2 separate regions of the Homo sapiens genome follow, and region 2 is linked to region 1. Evidence: chromatin loops called from intact Hi-C (ENCODE). Cell type or tissue: psoas muscle. All regions are shown on one strand. Each heading gives the region's core, and the rest is flanking DNA. Links, peaks and the distances in the headings are about the cores only.

What was found. Hi-C counts contacts between places; a loop is a spot of excess contacts. Peaks named below come from ENCODE experiments on the same cell type or tissue, not always from the same donor. Only the 100,000 strongest peaks of a DNase experiment are listed, where the experiment ranks them.
Region 2: a loop joins it to region 1, with 4 times the contacts of the local background. A loop is called at or near these places in 99 of 110 quality-filtered maps.

Annotation. Positions count from the first base shown.
Region 1 is chr9:34,598,662-34,606,788 of GRCh38, reverse strand. No RefSeq gene overlaps it. Among named protein-coding and RNA genes, the nearest start is that of RPP25L, 9.4 kb to the left of the region's middle. In psoas muscle, for the core only: a CTCF peak has its summit at 2,946 (motif pointing right); a DNase peak (open chromatin) is centred at 2,968; H3K27ac peaks cover 455 bases.
Region 2 is chr9:34,543,634-34,551,741 of GRCh38, reverse strand. CNTFR (ciliary neurotrophic factor receptor) reads left to right here. Exons shown (of 10, transcript NM_147164.3): 10 at 1-309. Among named protein-coding and RNA genes, the nearest start is that of CNTFR-AS1, 20 kb to the left of the region's middle. RefSeq lists a silencer at 4,771-4,850 and an enhancer at 4,446-4,945. In psoas muscle, for the core only: CTCF peaks have their summits at 3,567 (motif pointing left) and 4,643 (motif pointing right); DNase peaks (open chromatin) are centred at 3,581 and 4,681; H3K27me3 peaks cover 284 bases.

The sequences.
Region 1 (8,127 bases), core at 1,007-6,006:
AAAGGTAAGGAAGTAGAGACAGCTCTTTCAAGAAATTGGATTGTGAATGGGTAGAAAGGGGTGATAGATAGCAGGAGAGGAATGTGGAGTACAGAGAGTGTTGGATTTTGTTTTTGTTGTTGTTGTTGTTGTAGTTTTTAATATACTAGCAGAGACTTGAGCATGTTTATAGGCTGACAGACGAAGAAGCCAGTAGGGAAAGAGATGAAGGATGCAGGAGATTGTGGATAACTCACAGCATGAGGTTCCTGAGCAGGTAAAAGCAAATGGGATCCAGAAGCATGGAGGTAAGGGCCTCCCCAGGGAAGAGGAGGGATGACTTCCTGTAACAGGAGGGATGGAGTTGAGGACAGATATGTGTGCAGATAGGTCTGGAGGTGAAGATGGGACATGAGGGAGTTCAGAAGGCCTCTTATCTCCTCAAAGCAGTAGTCCAGCTCCATAGCTGAGAGTGGGGCAAGGAAGCTAGAGGGAAGGATGTGTGAGATAGTTGTTGCAGTTGGGAGAGGTGACTAGGGAGAGGTGACTAGAAGAGGTACAGGATAATGACCAGGCAGGGCTAAAAGCCCAGTGTAGGCTGGTGACCATGAACTTGTAGGGTCATTGGTCAGGGTGTGTGAGCTCTTAGCAGCACCCACAGGATAGGTGAGGACTCAGAAAAAGCACAGATGCATTCTTCCAGACTGACTTTAAGACAGGTAGGAATGAGGGAAGATGCATGAGGAGACTAGCAAGAGAGTACATGTAGTGAACGACCAAGGCATCCAAACTGGGCCAGGAGGGAAGTGAGGGAAAAGGGACAGGAGTCAGTGGCCTGGAGATCCCCATGAAGATGGGGTGGAGTGAGATGGACTATCCTAGGACAGGAACGTTGTAGCTATATGGTTTCCTAGGCAGCCGTAACAAAGTGCCACAAACTGGGGGGCTTAGAACAACAGAATTTATTGTCTCACCATTCTGGAGCTGGAAGTCTGAAATCAAGGTGTTGGCAGGGCCACACTCCCTCTGAAATCTGTGGGGGAATCCTTTCTTGCCTCGTCCTGGTGATTTGCCAGCATCCTTTGGCATGCTTGACTTATAGGTGCATCATGCCACTCTTCACGTGGCATTTTCCCTGTGTCTCCACCCCATCTTCCCTTTTTGTGTGTCTTTGTATCCAAATTTCTTCTTTTTGTAAGGACACCACTTATATTGGATAAGGGCCCACCCTATGAACTCATTTTAATTTGACTATCTCTATAAAGGCTGTATTTCTAAATAAAGTCACATTCTGAGGTACTGGGGATGAAGATATCTATAAATGGTTTTGGTTGGGGGGCAATGGGAGTGGAGGGCACAATTTAACCCATAACCACAGCTAAAGGATGGGAAGGTATTAATAGGGTTGAGGGTTTTTGGAGCTGATAGGATTTGTGGGCATGAGAGTGGATGGCTGGAGGGTCTGGAGACAGAGACACGGAAGATGAGCTGGTGAGTTGAGGCTGGGAAAGGTGAGGTGGGGAGCATTCTGGTCGGCAATGGAGTCATCCAGGATGGAATGCGTTGAGCATTCTCACTACCTGTCTTAGAGGTGGCATGTCTAGCCACCTTGTGTTTGTTCCCTTGAAATGGGGACATCAGAACACAATATGCCTGGAGGAGTTATGTGCCTCCCATATCCAAGCAGGCACCAAGTTCTGCCCATTTTGCCTTCTAGGTCTCCATCCCCAAAGCCTCTGTTGGTTTGTGCCACTCATTATCGCTCAGCAGTTTCCATACTCATCGCTGTGCTTCACTCCCCTTGGAGCTCTCCCCCAAACCAAGCCACTGGCTATTCCCTTTGTTTAGAATGCTCTTCCCCCCATACTTGCATGGTTATCTCCCTCCCTCCTTTAAGTCTTTGCTAAAATGTCACCTTCATGAGGCCTACTCTGGCCACTTCATTTAAAATTGCAGTCCAGCACTTTCGATCTTCCTTACCCTGCCTTTCCCCCACTCCAGTTTTTCTTAACCTCTATGATATTTACGTCTTTAAAATAATACTTTTGTTTATTGTCTCCTCCTGATGAGAATGTAAGCTCCAAAAGGGAAAGAATCTTTGTTTCATTCCCTTATGTAACCTAAGGATCTTGAACATCACTTGGCACATAGTAGGTACTCAATAAATATTTAGTGAGTAAATGAATGAATATTGAGCCACCCGCCCCCAATATGGGGCCATACTCAGATCTGACCTTGTCATTCTTCTATTCCCTTAGCCTCCATGCCAAGATTAGAGGACAGGATCCAAGTTCATTCACTACATTCACTAGATGTTTGGTTTTTGTTTCTTTTCCTTTTTCTTTCTTTCTTTCTTTTTTTTTTTTTGAGATGGAGTTTTGCGCTTGTCACCCAGGCTGGAGTGCGATGGTGCAATCTCAGCTCACTGCAACCTCTGCCTTCCAGGTTCAAGCGATTCTCCTGCCTCAGCCTCTGAGTAGCTGGGATTACAGGCATGTGCCACCACGCCCGGCTAATTTTGTATTTTTAGTAGAGACAGGGTTTCTCCATGTTGGTCAGGCTGGTCTCGAACTCCTGACGTCAGGTGATCTGCCCGCCTCAGCCTCCCAAAGTGCTAGGATTACAGGCCTGAGCCACCGTGCCCAGCCCACTGGGTGGTTTTAAAGGACCCCTTTGCTTGGCCCCTGCCCATGGCTTAGTCCGTCTTTGGCCTTGTCCTGTTGGACCCTAGGCTCTGACCACAGTCACACTTCCCAAGTGCCATAAGATTTTCTGCCTCTGAGTCTTTGTTCTTGTCATTCTGTCTGCTTGGAACTCATCAAGAATGTTTAAAGGACACAGGTGCTGGCCTCTGAGCACTCCCTTGGGACCTACTACCTCCCCACTCCTTACTGTAATACTTGTCTGGTCCAGCTCTCACATTGATAGGTGATGTTCTGGCTACACTCACTTCTGGCTGTGGCCACAAGGTGGCAGCATTTGCAAAGGGATAGCCCATTCCTTTCCAGGGTCTGTGCAGAGGGCCTCAGGAGTCCCAAGACACAGAGACTTGAAATTTGATCCTTAATGGGCTCAGTGACCCCTCAGTTATTCAACAAACAGCTGATGATCATCCACAATGTGACAAATATAGTCACTGGGCTTGGAACCTCCAACCCCAAGAGGGCTATAGCCACATATATAATTTCCCTATGGAGGCTGGGCGTGGTGGCTCACGCCTGTGGTCCCAGCACTTTGGGAGGCCGAGGCGGGCAGATCATTTGAGGTCAGGAGTTCGAGACCAGCCTGGCCAACATGGTGAAACCCTGTCTCTACTAAAAATACAAAAATTAGCCGGTGCTGATGGTGCACGCCTGTAATCCCAGGTACTTGGGAGGCTGAGGCAGGAGAATGGCTTGAACAGAGGAGGTGGAGGTTGCAGTGAGCCAAGATCCAGCCACTGCACTCCAGCCTGAGCAACAGAGTGAGACTCCATTTAAAAAAAAAAAAAAAAGTTTCCCTATGGTGTGACAAGTACACAGATTAGGCAGGTTTACTGCTGCATGAGTTCAGACAGAGCCCGTATTCCAACTTTTAGAGACACACAAAGATTTAAAGAAGAGAAGGTGATACCTCTGTGGAATCTTGAATAGCTTAGGAGAGAAGTGGGCATGACATTCCAGGTGAAGGGAAGCGATAAGCCAAGGCATAGAGGCAGCATAGAGATGATCACTGGAGCATGAAGTTCAAGGCAGAGAGTAAGGGATGAGGCTCAGAAGTGAGTGGGGGTCAGACAGAGAGGCCTGCAAGCCTGGCCAAAGGTGCTTGGACTCTATCTTGAGGGAGATGGAACGTCACTGAAGGCTTCAAGGTGGGAGTTCTGTGGAATATCAGATTGTGTTTAGAAAGAGAACTCTGGCTACAATGTGGAGAGTGGATTGCAGTACAGGGCAGGAAGAGCAGTGAGAAAGCTGCTGTAGGGATCCAAGGGGTAGTCAGTGAGGCCAAAATTATAAGCAGAGCAGGCCCGGAAGAAGCTCCTCCCAGCCCACAAGGCCATTCAATGCCTGGCACTTTGAAAGGGTTCTTGGCCCTAGGAACTTTCTCCCCCACCATCTGAGCCACCTCAGCCCCTCTGTTCCTGAGATTCCTTTTGGTGCTATCTCAGCTCCTCTGATTATTCTAGCTGGAACCAAGGGCTTTGTCAGTTTCCATATGGAGGCCACTGTGTCCTAGGTAGCTCTATGTTGGTAGATTTGTCAGACTGCAGCTCAGCCTACACCCCAGCCTCTCTCAGTGTGACCCTTTCAAGCACCCCCAGTTAGGAATGTGACTGAAGGATCGCCTCCACCAGGGAGCCAAGATGAGCCCTGCTCACCCCTGTCATCTCCTGCTACTCCTTACCAGAGGCCACTGGCAGGACTGACGCTGAGGGAAAGGCATCCCCTGCAGGCAGAGGAGCATAACCTGAAGAAAGGCCTAGAGGTAGGAAAATGCAAAAGATGTTTGGGGAGGAGGGGCTGGCATCGTTAGCAGGGTCTGGCAGGGAGAGGTCAAGGCCTACAAAACCAGGCTCAGAGCCATACCATACACTACAAAGCAGGGGATACCATAGCCAGGTTTTGAGCAGGGATTGAGAGTCACCTTCATTCATTATCTCATGAATATGCACAGAAACCTGTTGAATTATTCAAATAGAAAGGATGTAAATGTGTATGCAAATTTGGCGCTGCCCTCCCTGTTGCTATGGAAACCAGAGAATAGCAAAGTAAGGGTCCAACACCCTGGGGAGACCAGGCTAGAGAGACTGAGGCCACGAAACTCCTTTGTCCCTCGCCCACTTTTCCCACTCCTAATGTTTTGATCTCTTTCTTTGCCTAGCCCTGTCTTTGCTTCCTTCTGCCTTGTCCTCTGTCCATCTCTCTGCCTCTCTTGATCTTGCTGTCGCTGTCCTCCTCTCTCTCTTCTCCATCTCTCTATCTCTCAATTTTTTTTTCTCCCTGTCTCTGTGTTTCTCTGTCTGAGTCTGTCTCCACATTGTTGCTCTGTGACTGAGACAGTTTCTCTCTGATTTCATATCCCTCCCTATCTTGGTCTCTGTGTCTTTAATTCCATGGCTCTCTCTTCTGCATTTCCCTGTCTGTGTCCCTGACTCACATCTCTTTCTCTGCATCTTTGTTTTTGTGCCTGACTGTGTCTCTGAGAGTTTCTATTTCTCGGTCTGTCTCCCAGGCTCTCTCTTCTCTCTTTTGCTCTGATTCTATCTCTCTGAACCTTTTGTCTCAATGCTTGTCTTTATCTAACAAGAAGGACAAGAAGCTGCACATCTGTCCTTACCTGATGGGACGTTCCACCCCTTGCCCAGCTGCCCACATGTTCAAGGATTCCTGGCTTCTCTCCCCACATAAAATCCTGTTTCGGGTCTGGCCCCCATCACTGTACTGGCATAGGATCCTCATGACAGGCCCAGGCTGGCTACCAGGACACCAGACTCCTGTCTCAGCCTCTGCCTGCCGTGTGCCCCTGCCCAGAGTTTCTCCCTCTCTGGCTCTGTATTCCCAGCACTCTGCTTGAAGCTGGTGGGCACCTTGAGGCAATGGTGTGTTGGGAGTAGGGAAGTGATGGGGAAGTCTTAGTGGCTCACCCATCTGGCTGTCTGCCCAAGAGCTGACGTGAAGGGGCTGGCCAGGGCCCAGGTGTGGCAGCATCTAGGGCTAGTTGAGACCAATCCTGACCCCCAAAGAAGACTCCTTGTTGAGTCACAAAGTTGAGCAGCAGCCTTTCCATAGTCTCTCCATGTTCCTGCCTGCTACAGCCTCAGCCATTCAGTTCCTTGTTTGGAGTCCTCTGTTTGCCCCTCCTTCATTTGGTTTATATTTAATGAGCACCTATTCTATGCCATGCCCCCTGCCTTCACAGGTCCACAGTGACATGGAAATGACATCTGGATTTCTTGTGTTCGCCCCACCACCACCACCAAGAAGGAGCTTTTTGGACCAGGTGAAGAACACAGACTCTTCAACCCCTGCAGTTTCTTATCCCTGGTGGTCTTAGCTTAGGGGTGCAAGGCTTATGCAGTTGCCAAAGTCATAGATCGAGATTGAGAAGACAGAGACACATAGATAGAGACAGAGATAGGAAGAGCCAGAGACAAGAGAAACTAGATCTATGGAGGCAATGTGCTTCCACACAGGGTTTGGGATGGGGTATGGGAGGCTCAGAGCAGAACTTGGATGAGGGTGGGCCAGAATGTTTTGAGGTCAGGTAAGCAACTCTGTGTGGAGGTAGAGGGCTACCCCTTTCAGTTCTGGCCTTTGGGCAGGTTGCCTCACCTCCAGGCAGGCACTAGCTATGGGGATCTGGCCTGGGTCCAGGTGTGGGGGCGGCCCAGAACAGTCAGGACAAGTCCCCCCTCCTCCAAGAGGACTGCCAGAGTGAGCCCCCAGCTCTTCTGCCCAGTCAGAAAGGGCCATAGACAGAAGTACTCACCCCAACGATTGTGGTTCACCTATGTTCAGGCTCAGGCATGACCCTGCTGCCATGAATGCCATATTTAAATTTACCTTCCTGGACACCCCTACCCTACCTCACCTAGGCCAATTGTGCCAGAGGGTTGGAGCAGGGTCATGCAGGCAGGGCCAGATACAAGGAGAGCCAAAGAGATCAAGAGAAAGACAGTAAAAGACAGAGACAGAGGATAATGTTGATAGAGAAAATGGGGAGAAAGGCCGTGACAGAGGAGACATAGACATCAACTGGGAGGAAGCCAAAGCCAGCAGACGAAGGGGGCTTTAGCACCTGCTAGGGCTAGCACTAAGCACTTGACTGGATTATCTCATTTAACTTAATCTTCACCACAGTCCTAGGAAATAGGCACTGTTATGATCCCATTTTACTTCTGAGGTAATTGAGACCTTAAGTCACTTTTTGAGGCCACAAAGCCAGTAGGTAGTAGAGTAGGTATTTGAACCCCTCTGTCTCTAACCAAAAAGCCAGGGAGAGAGACAGACAGAGACAGAGGCAGGCCCAAATCTCCACACCAGCACTTGGGGAATCTAGGAATCCTGAAATCTCTGGACAGCTGTGCAGGGGGAGGGCCTTCCCATCAGTCTTACAAAAGTGCAGCTTCTGGTCCTTTTGCTAAGAGACAAGGACTGCAACGTAGAGAAAGAGAGACATCCAAGCAAGGAGAGAGCTTCCAGGCCACAGAATTCCTTATCTGACCTTGTCACTTCCTGCTACCCTGGTGTGTAGCCTGTACTGCCCCTGTTACAGATCTGGCCAGCCAACACCTCCCTCTGGTGGGGTCCAGGCTTTGAGATCTGTTTTTCTCCACATATTTATTGAGCACCTGCTAGCTGACGGGCACTCCTGCCCTACATCTACCTCCTCCCTTTCTTTTTCACTATTGCAAAATTGTTCCCATTGTCTAACTTCAACTCCCTAGGTTCTGCAAAAAGGGATTATTAAGACTAGAATTTGGGATGCCTCAATATGAAGAGGTTAGCCTGGTATACACTAAGCTTTTCTGAGAGCAGAGAAAAGGTCCCTGAGGGCTGGCTTTGGGTGCCTTCTGGTTGGACGCCCCTTCTAGTTGGTTTGAGGAGGAGGGTCAGCAGCCCAGCTGCTGGGGGCCTGGGAGAGCTGAGCTGTCAACAGCAGGGAGGATCGGGGTGAGAAGAAAACCAGGAGCTATCCTGGGGGAGCCGCAGAGTCAGCGTTATGGTTTCTAATGTCTTAGCCCTGGTTTCAATTACCCCCAGGGTCCCCAGGGTTCCCCAACCACTGCATGCTCCTGAGCTTGAGGAAGGCTCAGAACTCTCCTGGGGAGACCAAAAACCAGGGCTCAGGGATGGAAGTCTAGGGGCCTGGGAGGAGCTTTTTGATTCTTCTGCCTGGCTGAGAGAGGCCCCCAACCCAAGCAGGGCTCCAGGGAACAGCATGGAGGCTGGGGAAGGAGGGGTCTACACTCTACTCACAGGCCCCTGTGGAGGAGTCTACACCAGCCTGTTCCATACCCCTAGCTTCGTCCCCTTGGCCCCACCCCTCTCCTGGCTGCTGAAGACCTGGGCTCTTCCTTGGTCCTACCAGGCTATTTCTGGCCTCATGCAACCCTGATTCTTCTATCCCTAGGACCACTACACCTTCCCTGTCTTCTGGAAGTCCCTC
Region 2 (8,108 bases), core at 1,455-6,454, 55 kb after region 1:
CGATTTCTCCTCCTGCCCCAGCCTCCTGTCTATCCCAGGGTCTCTGTTGCCACCATCAGATTATAAGCTCCTGATGCTGGGGGGGCCCAGCCATCCCCCTCCCCCCAGCACCCACAATTTTCAGTCCCCTCCCCTCTGCCCTGTTTTGTATACCCCTCCCCTGACCCTGCTCCTATCCCACAGTATTTAATGCCCTGTCAGTCCCTTCTAGTCTGACTCAATGGTAACTTGCTGTATTTGAATTTTTTATAGATGTATATACAGGGTGGGGGGAGTGGGCGGTTCTCATTAAACGTCACCATTTCATGAGTCCTTGGAACAGACCCACTTTGGGAGGGTACCCCTCTTCCAAGGACCCCACCCCATCCAGGGCTGGCGGAGGAAAGAAATTGTGGTTGGGGAAGGTGGGGAGAGGTGTTCAGCTTTCAGGCCAGTGTAGCTGGTAACAGTGTTGTCTACTTCTTGGGGGGTAGGGCTTTCCTGGAGCACAGAGTTGCTGCCAGGGAAAAACTGTGGGAAATAAGGGATCCCACGGGGGTATCCAGTCAGTCCTGGAGGCTGCCGAAGTCCTGGCTGGGGCAGAAGCCTTTCAAGGGTCACCTCTAGAACTGCCTTCCATGAGTGCTCAGGCCTGAGCCCAGTGCACAGGGCTAGGGATGATGGCAGAAGGGGAGGGGCAGGCTTCATCCTTGGGGCCAGGGGGTGTGCGTGATCCCTGCCATCCAAGAGATAGTCCAGGGGTGCTAGAAGGTCAGGCCTAGGGCTCAGCCAGGCCACAAGGGCTCAGAGCACAGAGTGTCCTGGGCCTAGGCAGGCAGGGGGGCTGCCTGAAGGAGGAGGCTGCTTGGAGTGTGACCAGGGACGGGACCTGGGCTTCAGGACTGGAATGACAGAGTACAAGGCTTACTCCCAGGGCTGGGTTATAGTCAGGACTCAGTGTGGAGCTGGAGAGGGTGGGGCTTTGGCTTTACAGGATGGTCAGTCTTTGGTCCAGCCTCAGATACTGCCCACACCCTTCCAGTCCCCAAACTGGGGCTCCGGGATCCCTCTGACTTCTCCTCAGAGGAGGACACTTGGCTGTCCCAGGCCTGCTTAGGTCCAGACCCCACTTATAGAAGCCGCCTTACTGAGCATAAGCAGGCATTTCTCAGCTGGGAATGCCCAGGGCTGGGGCCAGGTAGGCAGGCCATGTGACCTGGGGGCGGGGGTGAAAGGGGAGTTCGGAGCTCCAACCTGGGGAGCCAGGTTTTGGCCTTTCTCTGGGTTCCTGGAGTAAGAAGAGGTGGGTGGAGTCAAAGTCAGGTCCACACCCACACCCACCTGTGCACAGATGTGTCCTCCTGATACACTCCCCGTGGCAGGCACTGAGCACTACACCGCTACAGAGCCACCAGCCACCCTGATGCCATCACACACTTTCTCCCAGTTCAAACCCTTCACCTCCGACTAGGCTCCGGAAATGGATACCCCTTGCTGCGATCGCCAGGCCTCCTTGGGATCGTGCCCTGGGAGGGGGATTGGCAGTGCCTCAAGCACCGATGAGTCTGGCCTGGACAAGACACAGTCCCAGAGGTGGGGCCTGGTGAGGGGCTTCACAGTAAAATGGCCATCTCTTCTCCAGGTTAGAAGAGAGAGGAGTATTCTAGGTGGGAGACCCCTGAAAGCAAAGGCCTGGCGTCAAGGTGAAGCCTGTGGCTTTTCAAGCTGAACAGCCCCAGCTATGGAAGCACAGGGCTCTTCATTCACAGGAAGAGGCTCCCAGGATGGATATCCTGAGAGGTGGCTGTGGACCTGCTCTGTACCCTGAACCCTGAGTTCTGCCTGGGGGTCTGGTCCCTGTGAGGTGTGGCTCAGCCTGAACCTAGGCTCCAGGTCCAGCATGAGTAGAGATAACAGGGGGTCACCAACGGTCTCCCCCAGAACATTCCTGGGATGTGTCAGAACTTCTACCCTTCATCTTTGGGGTGGGTGGGATGAAGTGAGGAGTCTCTGGCCTGAGCTGCCTTTCTGCCTTGAGAGCCCTGGTCAGCCCTGACCTACCCACCGCCCACCGAGCTTGGGCATCAACAATCTGGCCTCCATTAGCAACATGGGAAAGCAATTACGTGGGGCCTCAGGAGGAAGGGGCAGAAGGAGGAGAGGGGGCCTGCCGGAGCTTCAGAGGCCAATGGAGGGGAGGACTGGGGCCTCTATCTCTCTGCCCCCAGCCCTAAGAGAGAACCTGCTCTGCCTCAAGCCCAGGGTGGCTGGAGGGGCAGCATCATTGCCTCTGACTAGACAACTGGCCTGGGCCTGCGGGTGGTCACCTTCCTTGTGGGTCTTGGGCCCTTGGCCTCACAGAGGCTGTTTGCCTTGGAGGGTCTCAGTTGCTGACTGTTGCCTCTCTATAGTACTGTCCCTTCACATCCAGTTCCCATGGTGGTTCTGGGGAGCCAGGCATAAGTGCAGACATCGGTCATTGGAGTTAAAACAGAATCTGGAGAATTAAAACAACCCTGAGGCGTGGGGGGAAGGGGAGGCTGGGATCCCAGACCCCAGGTGCATTGCACAGGGGCCCAGCCTTCCAGCCCCCTACTTCTCTTTGCTCCCCGACAATACACTGTGGCTGGGCCCCGCTCTGTGTCCTGGCCTATCAGCCCCCTGCCCACTTGATCTCTTCCAGTGTGGCTCTGCTCCATTCTTACAACTCTAGACCTGTCTCTGTGCACCCTGCCCCTCTCTTCTTGCTGAACCCATTCTCATTTCTATGTTGTTTGTCTCTTCTTTATTTATTTATTTTTTTTTTTTTTGAGACGGAGTCTCACTCTGTCTCCCAGGCTGGAGTGCAATGGTGAGATCTAGGCTCACTGCAACCGCTGCCTGCCAGGTTCAAGCGATTCTCCTGCCTCAGCCTCCCGGGTAGCTGGGTTACAGGCGCCCGCCACCATGCCCGGCTAATTTTTGTATTTTTAGTAGAGACGGGGTTTTGCCATGTTGGCCAGACTGGTCCAAACTCCTGACCTCAGGTGATCCGCCCACCTTGGCCTCCCAAAGTGCTGAGATTACAGGCGTGAGCCACTGTGCCCAGCCTATATTTATCTCTTTCTGTCCCATTCCTATCTCTGAATCTGTCTTTGTCCTGGTTCCTATCTGCATTTCTTTCTGTATGTCTCTGTTCCATCCCTGTCTCTCTGTATGTCTCCATCTTGTGTCTCTTCTCCTGTCTCTTCTTCCCTCGTTTCTATATTCATCCCTCTCCATGCTTGTCTTCGCATCTGTTCTTCCTTGTCTGTCTTCCCTTTTTCTGCCTTCTCCCTCTCCCTCTGTCTCTTGTGTCTCCATCCCCATCTCTGTCTCTGTTTCTCTCTACATCTCTGTCTCATGTGTCTCCATCCCCATTTCTGTGTCTCTCTGTATATATCTCTATCCATGCCTCCACCTCTGTCTCCCTCTTCCCTGACTCTATCAGTCCTTCTCTTTTTTGCCTCCCTCTGTGTTCCCACCCCTATCCAGACCCCCAGCCTGTGGCCGCAGCTTCTCTCCGGCCTGCGCCAGGGACTGTCCTGGCTTCTGCTGCCCCCTCTCGGCCGCCTGCCTGCCCTTCATTCCTGCTCCTAGGCTGGCAGCTCTCAGCACAGACATCCCACATCTGGTGCGTTCCCAGCAGCCAGCCAGGAAAGAGGGTGACACTAGGCAGGAATCCTTCCTGGGCAGCCTCCGGCCCTGAGAACTCCCCGGAGCCTGTGAGCTCGCTGCCTGTGTAGGAGGGAACTCCGAGAAAGTTCATTCTCACGTGGAGAGAACAGAATCCCCGGCTCCAGTCCCAGTCCTGCATCCTGCACCTGCCTGTCTTCAGGTCCTGAGGCCCACAGCCCAGAGCCACAGGACCCTGGGAAGGCGGTGCCTGCCTGGAGATGCAGGGCTAAGGTCCTGGGGGCAGGAGTGATTGGAATGTAATCTCCCTACCTTGCCTCTTCTCAGAGGAGGGGGAGAGGAAGGAGGTCTGAGGAAGGGCATCAGATGAAGCCAGTTTGGGGAGAGGCTGGAAGGGACCTGACAGTGCCACTCTGATGGGAAAGCCAATCTGAGGGTGAGTGGGTCTGAGAGGGCCCACGCGACAGGGTGAGCCTGAGCCAGAGCGGGTCTGGGACACGCATCAGAAGAGCTTTCGTTTGAAAGGGCCAGCCTGAGGGGTAAGCTGACCCAGGGGTGTCTGAAAGGGCCTGGTCTGGTGGGTCCAGTCTGAGGGGAGACTGAGCTGAAGGCACATGGATCCAAAGACTAGAACCGCCAACTAGTTCTAGTCTGCCTGAACTTTCCCAGTTTTAGCACTGAATATCTCAAGTCTCTGGAAACCCCTCAGTCCCAGGCAAACTGGGACGTCGATCACCCTGTTTGGGAAGGCCTTGCCTGACAGCACCAGTCTGAGTGGGGAGGCTGGTCTGAAGGACTTCTGAGGGGGGAGGGTGGTCTGGAGGACGTCTGAGCAAGGAGGCTGGTCTGGAGGATGTCTGATGGGGGGAGGCTGGTCTGGAGGATGTCCGATGGGGGAGACTGGTCTGGAGGATGTCTGAGGGGCCTGGTCTCATAGTTCCAGTTTGAGGGAAGAGCCTGTTCTAGGCCAGAAGGCAAGAAGGAGGTAGAAGGGGTCCTTCCAGAGGGGCAGTGGCTTGGGGAATGGCCACCAGGGGGCAGGACAGGTTCTCAGGAAATTCAGAAGCAACCGACCCAGAGAAGGAGCCGGACTGTGGGGCTGTGTGCAAAGTATGCCCACAACAGCATGTGTCACTGAGCCGTCACGTGCAAATGGCAGTGATGGTATGCAGCTGTGCACCATGTTTGTTTTACTGTGGCTAGGTGACCAGGGATGCATATGTGCTACATTCGTGTGTGATGGCGTGTGCCTGGTGTGGCCATGGCTGAGGCTTTACCTGCGGCTCTCAGGACGACAGCAGGAACACCTTGGGCATTACCAGGACAAGGGGGCACTGGGAGAGTAGCACTCAGAGGAAGGTCTCTGGGAGGGGCTGAGGATGGGGAGGAGAAATGGGAACCAGGCTTCCCTACTACACCTGCCCCGCCCACCATTAGTATCCCTGAGATTCCAGACCCAAGAGCTAAGTGCTTTGGTCATAGCAAGGGCAGCCCCTGCCTGGACCCTGCCTGCCCACCACTCCAGCCTCTCCCTGGCTTCTCCAGCTGGCACTCCTCCAGCTGGACTCCTCCTGCTCCCCAGTAATTGTTCCCATCCTCTCCTACATCCATGCCTTGGTTCATGCTGTGTTTCTGCCCAGATGCCCTCCTGAGAAGCATTTGAGTTCCCTCTGACTCTGTCTCCATGAAATGCTTCCTGCTTATTCCCTCTCTTCCTTGGACTGAAACCCACTGTGCGCTGAGGCCTAATTCTATGGGCCCTTGTCTCATCCCAGGAACTTGAAAGTGCTGGGGGCTGGGGCTGCCAGAGGGGCCGGTCCAAGGGGAGAGGTATGGACAAAGCAAGGTGGGGACCACTGAGTTAATGAGACAAAGTAACACCGTCACAGAAGCCCCCCACCCCACCTCCCTCTAATAAAATGAACACAAGCCAAAACAAACAAAAACAACAACGCTACTACAAACTCACTAAGTCCAAGCAAACAAGGAAATCCTTTTTATAAACCTTAAAATGTGACATGCAAAGAAACAACAGAAGATTCTGGTGCAGTGAGTGAGTAGTATGTCTCCTAACCCCATTCCCAAAAAGGTGAGTCCATGAAACACAATATCCTGTCATCTAAGAGAAGTGGACTACTGGGTGCGTAGGCAGGCTTAGGAAAAGTCTGGGAAAAAGCCTTTGTAAGGAGAAGACCTTGTGTTTCTCCATGAGACCTCAGTAGAAGCAAGGAGAGCTGCCATGGCTTGGTGTCTTCCAGGGGATGGGACAGGGGTTGGCGGGGACAAACCAGTGCCTACAGGAATGGGTTATGCCCCGCCCACCAGTTGGAACAAGATGTCTAACAGGGCCTCAGAGGAGGGACAGCACTTAGGCCCCATCAAGGGCAGCAGGCAGCCCTAGCCAGGCACCCTCAGGCCATAGACGTCACGGGGGCAGAGGTGGGCACAGTTTGAAAGCAACAGCCAGCGTGCAAACCATAGGCTCCAGGGGAGACAAATGGGCCCAGACAAGATGGGAAGGGGCTCCAGGGCCTGCACACCAGGGCAAGGAGAGGTCGGCTAAACATGGGCCATGGCAGAGAGGAGTAAGAGGAAAGGAAATGGCATGGCCTTTAGACACCAAGACCACGGTCAAAATGGAGGCAGGAAGGAGAGACGATGGAAGAAAGGAAAGGAGGAGGGAGAGAAAGAAGGAAGGGAGCAAGAAAGATGATGAAAAGAAAACAACAACCGATGAAGACCCCGATCTAGAAGAAAACACACCCAAAGGAATAAAAGCAGAGTCCTGGCAAATCTTTCCTTTTATAGAAGGCCTTTTTAATAGCATGAAATCAGGAGAACAAAGAACTCAGGCAAGATGATAAAACAATGAATTAGATGAAAGGGATATTAGAGAAGCAAGTAAAAGAGGACTGAAATCTTATTTTTAAAGATGTAATAAACTAGAAACAGAGAAACAATCAATATTAATATAATAGATATTAATAGGCTTTAACCATTAAATAGTGGTTAAAAATCAAAGTAATAGGAAAGGCTTGAGATATTAAGAGTAAATGTCGTGGGAAAAGATAAAGCTACTAAAGCAATTGGAGAGAAGGTAATAGGACAAAGACAAGCTACCATAAGCTCAACTATTAACAGCCCTAAAGTAGGGGTTCCAAAAATGGAACTTAAAATGATATTAAGGTACAAAATACAGAAATCTTCCCCTGAAATGAAAGAACTGAATATTCAGATTGAAAGGGGCATACTGTATACCAGAAAAGTTGACACAGAGTAATTGATATTAAGACACATTGATTTGGCTGGGTGAGGTGGCTCACATCTGTAATGCCACCACTTTGGGAGACTTAGGCGGGAGGATCACTTGAGCACAGGAGTTTGAGGCCAGCCTGGGCAACATAGTGAGACCCTTCCGTCTAAAAAAGAAAAAAGATACATTGGTTTAGTTACCAAACTTTGGGGCTAAAGTAAGAATACTTAAGGCACCTAGACAGAAGAAGCAAGTCATTTATTTACAAGGGGGGATATTCAGTCTGGTCTCAGATTTCTCCAAGGTAGCATTTGACAAGTGAAGACAATGAAGCAATATCTACAGAGTTCTGAGGGGAAAAAGTGTCACCCTAAACCGTAACCAACAGAGTGGGTGATCTCAATCATAAATTTGGGGGATGGTGTACTCATGAACCTTTCCAGAAAAGACAAAATCCATTCAGCCAAGAGATTAGTCAAGGTCAGGAGCTGAGGAAGGGAAATTCATGGTAAAGAACTGGTGGGGACATTAATTCCACGTAGGAATTAACCTTAATTCAATTTCAGCGAAGATGACACTGTGGGAATTTTCGTTGCAAAACACTGTAAATACAGTTGACCTTTGAACAACACGAGTTTGAACTGTGCAGGTCCACTTATTCACAGATTAAGTAAAATCAATAAAAGTTACACCAAGAGTGCCTGCCTCTCCTGCCTTCCTCTCCCTCTTCTGCCTCTGCCACCCCTGAGGCAGCAAGACCAACCCCTCCTTTTCCTCCTCCTCCTCAGCCTCCTCAACATGAAGACGAGGATGAAGACCTTTATGATGATCCACTTCCACTTAATGAATAGTAAATATTAATAAATTATTTCTTCCTTATCATTTTCTTAATATTTTCTTTTCTCTAGCTTTAAGAATACAGTATATAATATATATAACATAAAAAATATGTGCAAATCAATTGTTTATGTTATTAATAAGGCTTCTCGTCAACAGTGGGCTATTAGTAATGTCAGGGGAGTCGAAAGTTATATGCACAGTCTGGAATGGAGAGGTGAGGTAGCAAGGAAAGCAGAAGTACTAATCACATCTTCGTTCATAGCTAAGTCAATAAAGGGATAAAACTAGAATATAATGGTAAAATCCTACTCCAACCTCCTTTTCTTTTCTTTTTTTTTTTTTTTTTTTTTTTTTGAGGCAGGGTCTTGCTCTGTTGTTCTGG